Regions from separate parts of the Homo sapiens genome. Here region 2 is linked to region 1. A link is an interaction called in ENCODE POLR2A ChIA-PET data of the cell type or tissue named here. Cell type or tissue: B cell. All regions are shown on one strand.

Region 1 (2,500 bases):
CTGGATGAAATATTCTGTGCTGGGGTTTTGCAAATAATCCATGAGTTCCCTGATAGCTTCTAGCTTTAACTCTTATACAGCATTGTCTTGGGAAGATGAAAGGTCAAAGGGTTGGAAGAATAGAGAACCTGAAAATCATTGAGATATTGAGCCCTGTGTTTCACAAAATAGTGCTAAGAAGCTTTATACTATGTTGCCTTAAAGAGAAGAAGCCAATCTATCTCTGAATTTCTTCCTGGAGACAGCTTCGTAAGTTGGTACTTTTTGAAGGACGAAGCATTGAACTAATTGTTTTTTCCCTCAACAGATGGTGAATGTGTACCACGTACATCAGCATTCCTGCTTCCTGTACCTTGGCAGTATCCTTGTGGATGAATATGGCATGGAAGAAGGCTGTCGGCAGGGACTGCTAGACATGCTCCAGGTATCTTTTCCATGAGGAGTGTAGACGCATCAGGCCTAGAGGGTCTGAAGGCCTAGCAGCGTATTCTTTACCATGTCTTTAATTCTGTTGCTTCTTTATGTTTTCCCCCAGGCATGTTGATTTCCTAATAACAGGGAGGTGGAAGCTTCCCAGTTGTTCTCTGAACAGGCCTGTTTGAGAGAATGAGAGACTGACCACATGAGTGTAATGATTATTACATGTTACTGCCTGGTTTATGCTCTTCCAGAGATAGGGTGTTTGGAGGGGGGAGGAGGTGAGAAAAATGAATCTCTAAGCTCAAGCATTATTGTATTTTTAACTTCTTGCCTGGAACAGCCAACTGACTAGTTTACTTAGCAGCAGGGAGGGTTTTAGAATTAATAATAGCATTGGAAACAGCTCCTCAGATACTGCTTTTCCCTCCCTTCCAGCCACAGAGGGGAATATTGAGTTGAAGAATGTTGTTTCTTTTCCCAAGATGTCTTTTCATTTAAAATTGATATTTCATAATTATTATAAAAACTTCCACTCCCTTAGTGGACTATACCTAAATAGAATCTTTGCTTTCAGAAATTTCTAAAACTTTGAGATGACATCTGTTGAGTTTTATCAGCTAAAATCTGTTTTCTCAACCCTTTCTTAAATGTGGACTTCATAGGTGAAAACTGTTTATGTCAACTGGGAAGGATTTATGTGTTTCTTTTCCTGATCAGATTCTCATTACAATCTTTTTCTTTTCCCAGCTGTGCTTTTCTTCTTTGTTCCTTTTGTACTTATTGTAATAAATATTTGGCAAGTCTGAATGCTGTGGCATTTCTGAAAAAGCATTTCTTTTAAAATCACTGTTTTGTTTTAGGCACTGTGCATCCCCACCTTTCAGCTCCTAGAACAGCAGAATGGTCTCCAGAATCACCCTGACACTGTAGATGACCTGTTCCGGCTAGCCACCAGGTAAATCCTTCTGAAGAGCCCATTTCTTAATTGCTCATCCTATCACTGCTTAGTCTTGCCATCTGACCCTTGGTTGTTTTATTCTTGTAAAATGAAGTCACTGGAGTAAGTAGATTAATGATTCATAACCCAAAGGTAAATTGCAAGCTGATATATCCCCAGCAGTGACGCAGAGTATTGCGGGAAGCAAGGGATAAAGGAGCTGAGTTCCTGCCAGGAAGGAGGGCTCACACACAAGACAATGCAGTGTGCCTGGCAAAACACTTGACTAGATCATCTCTACAGTCCTCTGTAGGTTTTAACTGTTCGTGCTGTTGCGATTTCATGTTTCACCTCAACCTTCTCTTTGAGAAGCTTAGCATCCTTTAGATATAATCAGTTTCGGAATAAAGAATGTTTGGGATTTTAAGATGCCTTAGCAGTTATCTCATACTGTATTTCTCAGCTCTACTCACAGCCTACTTTATCAGTAGCACTGATAATATGATTGCCAAACTTCTGCTTGAATTCCTTAGTCCCTAACTAAGGAATTTGAACCAAAACTGTTACCATATCAGCATTAAAAAAAAAAAAAAAAGAAAAATCATTATTTTCGAAACAACAAAAGCCCAACTGTTATATCATTTACAAATGCAAAGTAATGTTGACTTGATTGTTTCATCTTAGGATTGATTTTTTTTCTTTTTTCTTTTTTGAGATGGACTCTCACTCTGTTGCCCAGGCTGGAGTGCAATGGCATGATCTCGGCTCACTGCAACCTCTGCCTCCTGGGTTCAAGTGATTCTCCTACCTCAGCCTCCCGAGTAGTTGGGATTACAGGTGCCCACCACCATGCCCAGCTAATTTTTGTATTTTTAGTAGAGACGGGGTTTTGCCATGTTGATCAGGCTGGTCTCAAACTCCTGGCCTCAGGTGATCCGCCCACCTTGGCCTCCCAAAGTCCTGGGATTACAGGCGTGAGCCACCGTACCTGGCAGGATTGAATATTGAACCCTTTTTTTTTGTTAGTTTTTGGATAGGTTAGAAAAACCCTTTTTTTTTCCTTTTCTTTTTTTTTTTTTTTCAGTTGATAGAATTGTTGGATGGGCTGTCACCCTCTGTTTTCTTTTTTTTTTTTTTTTTTTT
Region 2 (2,500 bases), 68 kb before region 1:
ACATATGCTTTGTATGTACAATAGAATTCTCATCTGGTTTATATGGGTTATAAAACTGAGCAGGTAGGCAGAAATAGAGACCAGTGTTGAAAGAAGATAAATTTTCTGTATTTTGGCTTTCAGGAAGCCTTTGCATGGGCTAACCATTTGTTTCAAATGAAATGGTTTCAAGCTTGGCATTTTCTATTTTTAAAGCAAGACTGCCTAGTATAAATAAGGCCCACAGTGAAAAGATTATCGAGTAATGCTTGACTTGGTCATTCCCAACTGAAGTTGGCTTTATGGATCTAAATTTATTTGTCTTTTTCAGGGCCATTCTTGAGATTAATACCAACATTCATAGGTAATTGAGGATTATTATTTTGGATAGGGATTCTTGTCATGAAAAAATTGGGGCAAGATATCTTAGTACCATCTTATGTGTGACCAACAACTATGTAGTTCAGCCAAAATTCATTTGTCAGAGGTCATTATGATATAGGATTATTTAAAAATGCTTGTCTCAGAACTTCTGGGATTTCAAAGAATCCGGGAAGACCCCACTGTGCAGTGCTGTCATTGGCCTTATTGATTCCTTTCTTTTATTTTGATTCAATTTCAGTTTATTTTAGAGATAGGGTTTCACTCTGTCACGCAGTCTGGAGTGCAGTGGCAGGATCACAGCTCACTGTAACTAGGGCTTCAGTGATCTTCCCACCTCAGTCCCCTACCCCCACCCCCTGAAGCTGAGACCAAAGGTGCGCACCATCACATCCTGCTAATTTTTTTTTTTTTCCTGTAAAGACTGGGTCTTGCTATGTTGCCCAGGTTGGTGTAGAATTTCTGGTCTCAGGTGATCCTCCCACCTTGGCCTCCCAAGGTGCTGAGATGACAGGTGTGTGTCATTGCACCTGACCCTTCCTTTTAAGTAATTGTTTTTAGCTACGAATATCTTTCCTCCTAAGGAAAATACTTGTTTTCCTTTTGATTATATATTTAGCTCTTATGGAGATGGCTGTGAAAATGTAAGTTGACTGAACTTACCTCTATAAGGGAACTTTTTTGCTTCTAGAAAATGTATTTATGTATACCCAAGTGTATTTTGTGAATCTGGGAGCTTGCTAGGAGATTTATGATTACTTTTCTTTTACAATTTTTTTTTTTTTTTTTGGAGGATGGGAGTTGTTTTATCACTGCTTTGGTGAAGATATTAGCTAAGTTTGATTTCATCTTGGTTTCTGTGTTTCAGGCCATCTTGCAAAAGAAGTTATATTGAAAAATATTTTTAGGTAGTGATGGTTATCTTATGTGCCCCTCAGTTTATTTTTTTCTTAATTAGTATCCTTTCAAACCATTTTTCTTCCCACTGTCCGAGAAAATTATCAAGAAGTAATTTGTTGTAACAAATCTAGCAATTTATCTCGTTTTGTAAAATTCTCATAAAGGATTAGATAAAAGAAGTTAAGGTAGTTGATGACTTAAAAAATTACTTTTTCTGTTTGAGGTAAATTAGACTTGTTCTTTCTTTACCCGTCTCATGAAAATGATTTTTTCTTGATATGGGAAATTCTGACTTTTCTAGCTCTATACCACATGGTTGCAGGGCATATATCTAAAATATTGTTTTGTTTGACCGATTTGTAGTTTTCTTTTTAAGAGTTCTTTTTACTCTGTGTTCTGATGTAGTCTTCCTTCCCAGAACTTTCCCCAATATACTATAAATCTTTGAAAATCTTCATTTAGTAAATAATATCGTTCACTCATCGAAATGCTTAAAAAATGCAGCAACCTGACACTTATGTTACTTTTCAAGTGTTATTGAATTATCTGTATTTCCAGAACTTTATTTTCTATTTGCCAGAGCTCTTTGGTACTCAGTGAAGTATTTTAGGTAATTCTGCTTAATTTGAGGAGTTTTTGTGTAGGATTAACTAGCAGCTGTAATCTGCTTCTAATTCTTGGCAGCTAATGAGTCCTTAGGCGCCTGTCTGGGTGTGTGCTTGCATTGTTGAGGGCCTGCTCAGTGATTTTGGTTGATTTGGCAGTTTTAGAAATGTTAGTATAGAAGTGAGTCTTGGAGCAACAGTGCACCATTAAACAAAAAAGGGAGCAAGTACTTTAGGATCTGCTGTGAAGTATAATGAAGGGCTTAGAGCATGTTAGTGAAAGGATTGCTGGGCCATAGCCTGCCTCATATTCATCACATAGTCATGGAAATATCTTTTGAAAAGACTGATATAAAGGCCTGTTCTGCTACTGCTTTGTGAAATGGAAGATTGGAATTAGATGCTTAAATGGAAAATGTTCTCTTGTTGCAGCCTCTTTGAAATGTGCTGCTAGTGGGAGCTGCAGCTTCCTCCTGCTGACTCTGAGCCCCAGGCTTCAGTTGAGATGGTCCTTTCAGAAATGTGGAGCTTAGTCCAAGCCTGGATTTCAGTGGGTAGCACCTGGCATCTGTGGCTAGAAAGTCCTATGAAGTGTAAGTGCTTTATTCTCTCCTTATAAAGAATCCCTTTTCCTT

The links. Peaks named below come from ENCODE experiments on the same cell type or tissue, not always from the same donor. Only the 100,000 strongest peaks of a DNase experiment are listed, where the experiment ranks them.
Region 2: POLR2A ChIA-PET joins it to region 1 with 5 read pairs; 6 of 35 experiments call an interaction of 5 or more read pairs at or near these places.

The regions. Positions count from the first base shown.
Region 1 is chr7:128,973,743-128,976,242 of GRCh38, reverse strand. TNPO3 (transportin 3) reads left to right here. Exons shown (of 23, transcript NM_012470.4): 17 at 308-424; 18 at 1,281-1,375. Among named protein-coding and RNA genes, the nearest start is that of IRF5, 37 kb to the right of the region's middle. In B cell, no CTCF peak of the experiment used is centred here; no DNase peak of the experiment used is centred here.
Region 2 is chr7:129,041,515-129,044,014 of GRCh38, reverse strand. All of the region lies in intron 1 of TNPO3 (transportin 3), which reads left to right. Among named protein-coding and RNA genes, the nearest start is that of TNPO3, 12 kb to the left of the region's middle. In B cell, no CTCF peak of the experiment used is centred here; no DNase peak of the experiment used is centred here; H3K27ac peaks cover 720 bases.